Linked DNA regions of Homo sapiens: region 2 is linked to region 1. Evidence: chromatin contacts called from ENCODE Hi-C data. All regions are on one chromosome and are shown on one strand. Each heading gives the region's core, a stretch centred on a gene start or an enhancer-like site at or near the end of the contact. The rest is flanking DNA. Distances are from core to core; before and after follow the strand shown.

The links. A loop is a pair of places that touch in the nucleus more often than their neighbours do. Pooled maps may share reads with other maps.
Region 2: a loop to region 1 is called in a pooled map, with 2.9 times the contacts of the local background. The contact joins the enhancer-like site here to the promoter of C6orf147 in region 1. A Hi-C loop is called at or near these places in 5 of 50 pooled maps.

The regions. Positions count from the first base shown.
Region 1 is chr6:73,306,031-73,311,735 of GRCh38, reverse strand. It overlaps C6orf147 (chromosome 6 open reading frame 147), which reads left to right and starts at 1,358. Exons shown (of 5, transcript NR_027005.4): 1 at 1,358-1,430; 2 at 2,008-2,184. It overlaps LOC122539213 (KHDC1-KHDC1L), which reads left to right and starts at 1,577. Exons shown (of 7, transcript NR_173146.1): 1 at 1,577-2,184. It also overlaps a transcript of KHDC1 not described here. RefSeq lists enhancers at 1,210-1,469, 1,990-2,059, 3,721-4,348.
Region 2 is chr6:73,579,226-73,584,872 of GRCh38, reverse strand. No RefSeq gene overlaps it. Among named protein-coding and RNA genes, the nearest start is that of EEF1A1-AS1, 58 kb to the right of the region's middle. RefSeq lists enhancers at 2,589-3,431, 3,432-4,275, 4,041-4,370, 3,761-4,960, 4,276-5,119. Within about 2 kb of position 4,397, at least 39 of the 41 ENCODE cell types and tissues checked have a DNase peak (open chromatin) inside an H3K27ac peak, as active enhancers do.

The sequences.
Region 1 (5,705 bases), core at 109-2,608:
AAGCTAGCAGAAGGCAATAAATAACTAAGATCAGAGCAGAACTGAAGGAGATAGAGACACAAAAACCCTTCAAAAAATCAATGAATCCAGGAGCTGCTTTTTTGAAAAGATCAACAAAATTGATAGCTAGCAAGACTAATAAAGAAGAAAAGAGAGAAGAATCAAATAGACGCAATAAAAAATGATAAAGGGGATATCACCACTGATCCCACAGAAATACAAACTACCATCAGAGAATATTATAAACACCTCTATGCAAATAAACTAGAAAATCGAGAAGAAATGGATAAATTCCTGGACACATACACCCTCCCAAGACTAAACCAGGAAAAAACTGAATCCCTGAATAGACCAATAACAGGCTCTGAAATTGAGCCAATAATTAATAGCCTACCAACCAAAAAAGTCCAGGACCAGAAGGATTCACAGCCGAATTCTACCAGAGGTACAAGGAAGAGCTGGTACTAGTCCTTCTGAAACTATTCCAATCAATAGAAAAAGAGGGAATCCTCCCTAACTCATTTTATGAGGCCAGCATCATCCTGATACCAAAGCCTGGCAGAGACACAACAAAAAAAGAGAATTTTAGACCAATATCCCTGATGAACATCGATGCAAAAATCCTCAATAAAATACTGGCAAACCAAATCCAGCAGCACATCAAAAAGCTTATCCACCATGATCAAGTGGGCTTCATCCCTGGGATGCAAGGCTGGTTCAACATATGCAAATCAATAAACATAATCCATCATATAAACAGAACCAAAGAAAAAAAACCACATGATTATCTCAATAGATGCAGAAAAGGCCTTTGACAAAATTCAACAGCGCTTCATGCTAAAAACACTCAATAAATTAGGTATTGATGGGACGTATCTAAAAATAATAACAGCTGTTTATGACAAACCCACAGCCAATATCGTACTGAATAGGCAAAAACTGGAAGCATTCCCTTAGAAAACTGGCACAAGACAGGGATGTCCTCTCTCACCACTGCTATTCAACATAGTGTTGGAAGTTCTGGCCAGGGCAATCAGGCAGGAGAAAGAAATAAAGAATATTCAATTAGGAAAAGAGGAAGTCAAATTGTCCGTTTGCAGATGACATGATTGTATATTTAGAAAACCTCATCTTCTCAGCCCGAAATCTCCTTAGGCTGATAAGCAACTTCAGCAAAGTCTCGGGATACAAAATCAGTGTGCAAAAATCACAAGCATTCTTACACACCCAGCCCCATTTTCGACGCCCTCTACTTGGCAGCCGGTGAGCCCCCGGCCCCTGCGTTTCTGGCTCCAGCCCCAGGTGGCGGCGCTGTAGGCTGGAGCCCCTGGAAAGCGCTGGCCTGGCAGCCCTGGGGAGTGTTCCAGGCCCTTGGACCGCAGGGAGGGCAACCAAATGGCAGAGGCGGTAACGGAGAGCATCCCTGAACGGTAAAAAGTCGTCTAAAGGATCGAAGAAACGGAGTGTGAGCGAGTCCGTGGGCGGGACAGCACCTTCGGGTGCCGGTCAGAGGAGCGAGCGGCGGAAGAGGCGGGTCCAGGGCGGTGTAATTAAGGCGCGGAGCCCAGACCCTCCTGCTACAGTGCCTCGGGCTTTCCTGGAGGCGGGCGGCGGGATGCTGCTCCGTTCTCCGGGTCCTCTCCTCCGGTTCTTGTCGTTTGGTCACGCCCTCAGTTCAGTCGGTTATTGGAAAACGATCAAGGCCCAAAGATGGTTTACGTGGCGTTGTGGATGTTATCACCGTTGTTTGGTGACCGAGCCTGGAGCTTGAGCCCTGGGACGTCTTGCCAGCCGCATGTGGTCCCGTGCCCACTTCTCGCGGTGGCGCGTTAATCCACCTAGACTGTGCATTGGTCCAGTCTGGGTTGACCCCGACCCGAAGTGGCCCTTTCCTTCGCGTCCTGAACTTCGCTTCTCCGTCGGTGTCTGGTCTCTTCCCGCCGGCGGGCTCTGCGGTGGCGGGAGGAGCTGTACTACTCGTGCCTTAGCGCACCCTTACTTTCCCAGGCCAGAAACGCGAAATGCTGTCGGCCTTCCAGAGGCTGTTCCGAGTCTTATTTGTGATTGAAACAGTCTCAGAATACGGAGTCCTGATCTTCATTTATGGATGGCCCTTTCTCCAGACCCTTGCGATGCTCCTGATCGGGACAGTGTCTTTCCACCTTTGGATCCGCAGAAATCGAGGTGAGTGGCTTTAGGGGCCCTGGTAGGAAAAGCTTCCTTCACCCAGGTGCCCGGAAAGGCGAGTTTCGCTTCCGGGATCTTTCAGGATCACTCCAGCTCCTTAGTCTGAAGGCCTAGGACAGTTCTGCAAATCACCATGTTAAAAAAAACCCTGGGTGTGCCTCCTGGTTTGTGAGTAGAAAGGGCAAGATGTGGTTGGGAAGGAAGATTGTGGCTAGAAGCAACCAAAGGTGGAAAATCTAGGACATTTGTGCACTGTAGGTTTAGAAGTCCCAGGAATCCCAGGCCAGCTCCTCTAGGGGGCCATCTTCCACTAAATCTCTTTTGCGGGTCTGCCCCGTCACTTAGATACCCTAGGAGAGCTGATCTCAAAGCGGAGTCCCGCGATCAGCAGAATCAGCATCACCTGAGAACTCCTTAAAAATGCAAACTGCCAGGCGCGTTGGCTCACGCCTGTAATCCCTGCACTTTGGGAGGCCAAGGCCCATCACTTGAGGTCAGGAGTTTCAGACCCGCCTGGCCAACATGGTGAAACCCATCTCTACTAAAAATACAAAAATTAGCCTGGCGCGCGTGCCTGTAATCCCAGGTACTAGGGAGGCGGAGGCAGGAGAATCGCTTGATCCTGGGAGAAGGAGGTTGGAGTGAGCCGAGATGGCGCCACTGCTCTCCAGGCTGGGCAACAGAGCGAGACTCCGTCTCAAGAAAAAACAAAAAAACAAAAAACAAACCAACAAAAAACAACAGCAAAAAACTCTACCGGGTGCGGTGGCTGACACCTGCAATCCCAGTACTTTGGGAGGCCGAGGTGGGAGGATCGCTTGAGCCCAGAAGTCACAGCCTGGGCAATATGGTGAAACCCCGTCTCTACAAAAAAATATGAAAAATTAGCTGGGCTATGTGGCACCCATCTGAAGTTCCAGCTACTCGGGAGGATCACCTGAGCCCGGGGAGGTCGAGGCTGCAGTGAGCCAAAATCGTGACACTGCACTCCAGCCTGGGCAATCGGAGTGAGACCCTGTCCAAAAAGAAAAAAAAAAAAGCCGGACGCGGTGGTTCACTCCTGTAATCCCAACACTTTGGGAGGCTGAGGCAGGTGGATCACCCGAGGTCAGGAGCTCAAGACCAGCCTGGTCAACATAGTGAAACCCCATCTCTACTAAAAATACAAAAATTGCAGCAGGGCGTGGTGGCTCACGCCTGTAATCCCAGCACTTCGGGAGGCCGAGGAGGGCGGATCATGAGGTCAGGGGATCAAGACCACCCTGGCTAACACGGTGAAACCCTGTCTCTACTAAAAATACAAAAAATTAGCCGGGCGTGGTGGCAGGCACCTGTAGTCCCAGCTACTCGGGAGGCTGAGGCAGGAGAATAGTGTGAACCCAGGAGGCGGAACTTGCAGTGAGCCGTGATCGCGTCACTGCACTCCAGTCTGGGCAACTGAGCCAGACTCTGTCTCAAAAAAAAAAAAAAAAAAAAAATTAGCTGGGCCTGGTGGTGCGGTGCCTGTAATCCCAGCTACTCGGGAGGCTGAGGCAGGAGAATCGCTTGAGCCCGGGAGGCAGAGGTTGCAGTAAGCAGGGATTGCACCATTACTGCACTCCAGCCTGGGCGACAGAGCGAGACTCTGTCTCAAAAACAAACAAACAACAACAACAAACTCTGTCGCCTACCCCACATCCACAGAATCAGAAACTCTGGGGGTGAGGCACAGAGACCCGTGTTTTAAGAAGACCTCCAGGTGATGTGGATGCATGCTGTTGAAAAATCAGAGCTCTAGGGTCATCTCCACAAGGCATGCATATGATCAGCTGCTCTCTTTTTAGCCAGAGCACGAGCCAGGCGGTTGCACGGTTCTTCATGGGCCTCTGGGCACTCCGTTTAAGGCTGGGGCCTGAGGGAATCTCAGGCAGGGACGGCGTTGCTTGCGGAAAGCCTGCTGGCCTGGGGATCAAGAGGCCAAGACCCCAGTTCTGTTTGTGCCATGAAAGATGAGGACAGGGAAATGGATGTGTGTGTGGGCAATTGTTCTTAAATCTGTAATGGTTTAAGTAATTGCAAACTCCAGCTTTTAAATAATGCTCTAATGATTTTATTTAATTAATTAATTAATTTATTTATTTATTGTGAGACAGGGTCTCGCTCTGTCGCCAGGCTGGAGTGCAGTGGCCTGATCTCGGCTCATTGCAACCTCCGCCTCCCGGGTTCAAGCAATTCTCTGCCAGCCTCCCGAGTAGCTGGGATTACAGGCGCCCGGCATCACGCCTGGCTAATTTTTATATTTTTAATAGAGACGGGGTTTCACCATCTTGTCCAGGCTGGTCTTGAACTCCTAACCTCGTGATCCACCCGCCTCAGCCTCCTGGGTGCTGGGATTACAGGCATGAGCCACCTTGCCCGGCTGCTCTAATGGTTATATAATAAATAATTTACATTAGTTTAGTGTTGATCAGTGTTCTTTCCAGGGTAAAAGGAAAAACATTTTCAAAAGGTAGTTGTGTCTTCTCACAGTGTTTGGGGGTTTAAGTGAAAGTTTTATTTTCTCTCTTTCTTCCTGGTCTGTCACCCAGGCTGGAGTGCAGTGGCACAATCTCAACTCACTGCCATCTCTGCCTCCTGGGTTCAAGCGATTCTCCTGCCTCAGTCTCCTGAGTAGCTGGGACTACAGGCGTGCGCCACCACACCTGGCTAATTTTTTTGTATTTTTAGTAGAGACGGGGTTTCACCGTGTTGGCCAGGATGGTCTCGATCTCTTGACCTCGTGATCTGCCTGCCTCGGCCTCCCAAAGTGTTGGGATTGCAGGCATGAGCCACCACGCCCAGCTAAGTGAAAATTTTCTAAATAGTCTTCAACTCCCACCCCCACTGCCCCGGGGCACCAACCCCCACCCCAAGCTAGAAGGAGGGTATTATCTATTCTGGGGAATTCTGTCCAGCAGTCCAGTCAGATGAGGGCATGAAATAGCTCCTTGGTTTGTGAACCACAGGGCTCACTGCTAGCTTTAGCACAAGCAGTTCAGTTGCAGGAGTGAGATTCTCAGAAACCAGGTTGGAGTGAGTTGAAAAATTTAAATGGGGATGCATGTGGAATATGTTTAGTGGACGTTTTTAGTAAGCAGAACTGATGCTCCTGGATGGGAAAACCTGGGTAATTTTTGTTGGGATGGGGAAATAGCTGGGAACGGAGAGGCTGGGGGAAGAGGGAGCTTAATTACTCGGGGTGTCGGGTGAGGGAGGGCAGAGTTGATGCAGTGGGAGGGAGAGTCTAGAGGTAGCAGCCTCCAAGCCCCAGTGAAAGCAGAGGGGTTGTGATTTAGAGCTCTGGTGGAGGGGAGCAGTTTCTGGTAGAAGGAGGAGTATAAGTAGGAGCAGGAGGCAGGAAGGGTGAGGATTCAGGGAGCTATATGGAAAGATTCATTCTGGTTGAAGATAAAGAATACTCATTTTGTTTAATCCCTGATTACTTAATTTATGACTACTAATTAACATTTCCGCAATAAAAACACTAAATGCATATGTAC
Region 2 (5,647 bases), core at 3,148-5,647, 270 kb before region 1:
AGAGTCTTGCTCTGTCACCCAGGCTGGAATGCAGTGGCACGATCTCAGCTCACTGCAACCTTGGCCTCCTGGGTTCAAGCAATTCTCTGCCTCAGCCTCCCCAATATCTGGGATTACAGGCGCCCACCACCATACCTTGCTAATTTTTTTGTATTTTTATTTATTTATTTATTTTTCTTTTTTTTGAGACAGAGTCTTGCTCTGTTGCCCAGGCTGGAGTGCAGTGGTGCCATCTCGGCTCACTGCAAGCTCCGTCTCCCGGGTTCATGCCATTCTCCTGCCTCAGCCTCCCGAGTAGCTGGGACTACAGGTGCCCACCACCACGCCTGGCTAATTTTTTTGTATTTTTAGTAGAGACGGGGTTTCACCGTGTTAGCCAGGATGGTCTCGATCTCCTGACCTCGTAATCCACCCGCCTCGGCCTCCCAAAGTGCTGGGATTACAGGCGTAAGCCACCGAGCCCAGCCTGTATTTTTAGTAGAGACCGGGTTTCACCATCTTGGCCAGGTTATTCTTCAACTCCTGAACTCATGATCCATCCACCTCGGCCTCTCAAAGTGCTGGGATTACAGACGTGAGCCACTGCGCCCGGCCTACAATATCTATTATAATGCACTTCTCTCTTTTTTTTTTTTTTTTTAACACTAAGAAGATATTTCAGGCTGGGTGTGGTGGCTCCCATCTGTAACATCTGCAATCCTAGCATTTTGGGAGGCTGACACTTAAGCCTCGGAGTTCAAGACCAGCCTGGGCAACATAGTGAGACCCTCTCCTCTATAAAACAATAAAATAAAACAAAGAAAAGAAAGAAAAAATGTGTAAAGAAAAAAAAAAAAAAGAAGGCCAGACACAGTGGCTCACGCCTGTAATCCCAGCACTTAGGGAGGCCAAGGCAGGTGGATCACCTGAGGTCAGGAGTTCGAACCCAGCCTGGCCAACATGGTGAAACCCTGTCTCTACTAAAAATACAAAAATTAGCCGGGCGTAGTGGTGGGCGCCTGTAATCCCAGCTACTAGGGAGGCTGAGTCAGGAGAATTGCTTGAACCCGGGAGACGGAGGTTGCAGTGAGCCGAGGTGGCGCCACTGCACTCCAGCCTGGGCTACAAGAACAAAACTCCGTCTCAAAAAATAAAAAAGAAAAGGAAAGGAAAGGAGAAAAGAAATGCACACTAAACTATAATGAAATATTACTTTAGATCCATCAGATTGGCAAAAATTAGAAAATATGGCTGGGCATGGTGGCTCACGCCTGTAATCCAGCACTTTGGAAGGCCGAGGCAGGCGATCACCTGAGGTCAGGAGCTCGAGACTCAGCCTGGCCAATACGGCAAAACCTGTCTCTACTAAAAATACCAGAAAAAAAAAAAAAAAGCTGGGTGTAGTGGTGGTCGCCTGTAATCCCAGCTACTAGGGAGGCTGAGGCAGGTGAATCGCTTGAACCCAGGAGGCGGAGGTTGCAGTAAGCCAGTATCACGCCATTGCACTCCAGCCTGGGCAACAGGAGCGAAATTCCATCTAAAAAAAAAAATTATAAAACCTGATGCTAAGTGTTGGCAAAGGATGTGGGAAGACAAAAATTCTTGTCCACAAAGGGAGTGAGTGTGGGATATAAACTGGCAAACCCATTCCAGAAAGCAAAATGTTTGTATTTGAATTAAATAAAAATGTGTCCTTTGGCCCTGTATATATGCCCCACATCTGGGTATATGTCCCAGAGTGATTTGCTGAAGTCCCTAAGAAAGCGTATACTCCACACTGTTTATTGTGACAGAGTTGGAGGCAACCCAGGTGTCCATGATTAGGGAAATATAAGTTAAATCTGGTGGATGTTTATTATGGAATAATATAATTCAGGACCATATAGAGACCTCAAAAATGTTGAGTAGGCCAGGCGCGGTGGCTCAGGCCTGAAATCCCAGCACTTTGGGAGGCCGAGGCAGGCAGATCACCTGAGGTCAGGAGTTTGAAACCAGCCTGGCCAAGATGGTGAAACCCGGTCTCTACTAAAAATACAAAATTAGCGAGGCGTGGTGGCACATGCCTGTAATCCCAGCTACTCGGGAGGCTGCGACGGGAGAATCACTTGAACCCAGGAGGTGGAGGTTGCAGTGAGCTGAGATTGCACCACTGCACTCTAGCCTGGGCAACACAGCAAGACTCCATCTCATAAATAAATAAATAAAATAAAAGTGTACAAGTCAGCTGGGCATGATGGAGTGCACCTGTAGGGCTCAGCTACTCAGGAGGCTGTAGAGGGAAGATTACTTGAGCCTAGGAAACATAGCAAGACCCCATCTCTTTTTTAAAAAAGTGTACAATTTAGTGATTTTTTAGTATATTCAGGGTTGTGCAACTATTAAATGTCTAATTACAGAACACGTCATCACCCTGTAAAGAAACCTCATATCCATTCACAGTCACTCTTCATTCCCTCTCTTTTCCCAGTACCAGTCAACCACTAACCTACTTTCCGTCTCTACAGATATGACTATTCTGGACATTTCTTATAGAATATGTGATCTGTTATGACTGGCTTATTTCTCTTAGCCTGTTTTCTAGGTTCATCCTCTGGTAGCATGTATCTGTATTTCATTCCTTTTTTATTGCCAAATAATATTCCATTGAATGGATATATTATTATTTATTTGTTTTTTCATTAGTTGATGTTTCTATTTTTTGGCAGTTATGAATAACACTGCTAGAACATTCACGTACAGGTGTTTTATTCTTTTTTTTTTTTTTTTTTTTTTTGAGACAGGGTCTCACTCTGTTGCCCAGACTGGAGTGCAGTGGTGTGATCTTGACTCATTGCAGCCTCCACCTCCTGGGTTCAAGTGATTCTCGTACTTCAGCCTCCTGAGTAGCTGGGACTACAGGCACATGCCACCATGCCTGGCTAATTTTTGTATTTTTAGTAGAGACGGGGTTTTGCCATGTTGGCCAAGCTGGTCTCAAACTCCTGGGCTCAGGTGATCCACCTGCCTCAGCCTCTCAAAGTGCTCAGATTACAGGCATAAGCCACCACACCCAGACTAGTTGATTTTAGTATATGGTAAGAAATAGGGGTCTATTTGCTTTTTTTTTTTTTCCTGCTGCTGTGTGAGGAGCAGGGCTAACTCATAGGCAGTGTGTCCAGAGACGGTGAGGGGTCTAGTTTCATTCTTCTGCATATGGATATCGAGTTTTCCCAGCATCATTTATTGAAGGAGGCATCCTTTTCCTGGTGTATGTCCACGGTGCCTTTATAAAAAAATGTTGGCTGTAAATGCATGGATTTATTTCTGGGTTCTCTATTCTGTTCCATTGGTCGGTGTCTGTTTTTATACCAATACCATGCTGTTTCAGTTACTATCACTTTGTAGTATATTTTGAATCAGGTAGTGTAATACCTCCAGCTTTGTTCATTTTGCTCAGTATAGCTTTGGCTAGTTGGGGTCTTTATGGTTCCATATTAATTTTAGGGATTTTTTTTCTATTTCTGTGAAGAATGTCATTGGTATTTTTATAGCAATTGCATTGCTATAGATTGCTTTGGGTCATTAAAAATAATAATAACAATCAGAAAAAGAATGCATTGTAAAAAACAAATACAAAAACTCAAGGTCAGCCCCAAAACTTCCGCCTGACTTTAGAACCCCAAATCTAGGGTTTCTGGCTCTTGGGCTTCAGGCTGGAGTGACCCTCCCCAATCCACCCTCAAACTTTACACCTCAGACTGGATGATAAGGTGGCTTCTGTGGCCTACAAAGTGGCCCTTGTTGATATTCATGTCAGCCCACTGGCCATGCCAAATGACCCATATTTACTTGCCAATAAAAACACCAAAAAACAAAACACTGACACTCCTGAAGGATGCCATTCAGCTCACTACTTTCTCCACTCTCTTATCCCAGTGTCAATGTCCATAACTTTCACCATAAGGACTTTGTATTTTAAAAAATACGTTTTAAAGAACCGATTGTTACAGCATAAACACACACGCACACGCACACACACACACACACACACACACCCTGTCTTCAGAAGCTTGGAATACATTACAGATTCACTGCCCTAAAAACCACTCACAGCAGGGATCGTTTTACCCCGGACACCAAAGAAATCCTCCAGATTTGAGCCACTCGGTGGCGAAACACGGACTGTGGGTATTTCCCAGTAGGGTGGGGTGCAGCAAATATTTATAGCTCTCAGGAAACTTGTGTTTGACTCATATTTTAGCTGATTCGTGAATAAGAACTATCAAAGGCTAGATTTTTTTTTCTTTCTTTTTGGTTTAAGGAAAGAAGATGACTAGTGGAGCAACTATTTCTGCGTGACTGCAGAGAGAAAACACAAAGAAAGGAATTTAGAATGACTCAGCCCGGGCGGCGCAGCGGGTGAGGGCCTCGCGAACAATGGAAAGTCACACTGGGGCCTCAGAACCCGGGTCTACACCCTCAGCGTCAGAGGCTGCTGACCGCTGGGGGCAGCAGGGACACTAGGCAAAAAGTGACTTTCTTGTCCCTCATTTCTTGCTTTTTAGCCTAAAATGCAGAACTAGCTCTTAAGATTGAAATATAATTATGATAATTTTGTAAAACTCACAGGAGCTCTGGGACATAAAAGCAAAGGTCCGGGGCCTCATTCCCAGAGGCCAGGGTCATTTGGGCAGCAAATAACAAATGCCAGGAATCCACACATCAACTCGCCTGGGCTGGGGATGGGGGTGGGGGTGGGTAGGACTCTGAGCACGTTTTTTTAACTCACCAGAAAACTTTCTAGAAAAAAAAAAAAAAAGCCCAAGGGCGCCACATGGCTAGCCTTTGCTTCCAGGCCAAGGGTAAAAGTCTTTGCTGTACCTCCAAGAGGCCAGCTTGGACCTCACAGGATAATGAATTTGCCCTTTCTGGCAGGAACAGGAACTCAGAAAAGAAATTGGCCAGAGGCCTGGTGGTTAGGAGATTGTTTCTGAAAAAATGCAATCATCTAATAGAGAATCTGTTGAGCTTAGGGTTTCTTGTGTGGGACTCAGTTACTCTCGAGGAATGTAGCAGCTGCAGCCAACATTTAAAAATCAATAGAATATATAGAATACCCTGTTTTTTTGTTGTTTGTATGTTTGCCAGTGCATGGTATAGATGTCCAGGCTGCGCCCTAAATATCTCCCAGAGGCCCTTCCAGTATCCCCAGGGAGACCAGGTCCACACCCACCCCAAGGCTGGGGCACAGCCCACATGGTTTCTGCAGGTTGCACCCAGGCTCTGCATGTCAAGTGGCACAAGATCTGGAGCACATGCCCTGCTGGGGAAGGGAGGCACCGCCTCTGGCAAATCCCCCCAGCCGGTGCCTCTCCTCCCTATTGTCCTGGCCACTCTGTGCCCTGTCCAGGACAGCTTCCTGCCAGCCCCACAGCCCAGGATGCCATCCAAATTGACAAGTTGCCCTCTAAATCTTCCTTCCTGCCAGGTGCAGTGGCTCACGCCTGTAATCCTAAACTTTAGGATGCCAAGGTGGGTGGATCATGAGGTCAAGAGATCAAGACCATCCTGGCCAAGATGGTGAAACCCCATCTCTACTAAGAATTCCAAAATTAGCCAGGCGTGGTGGCAGTCACCTTTAATCCCAGCTACTGGGGAGGCTGAGGCAGAAGAATTGCTTGAACCCGGA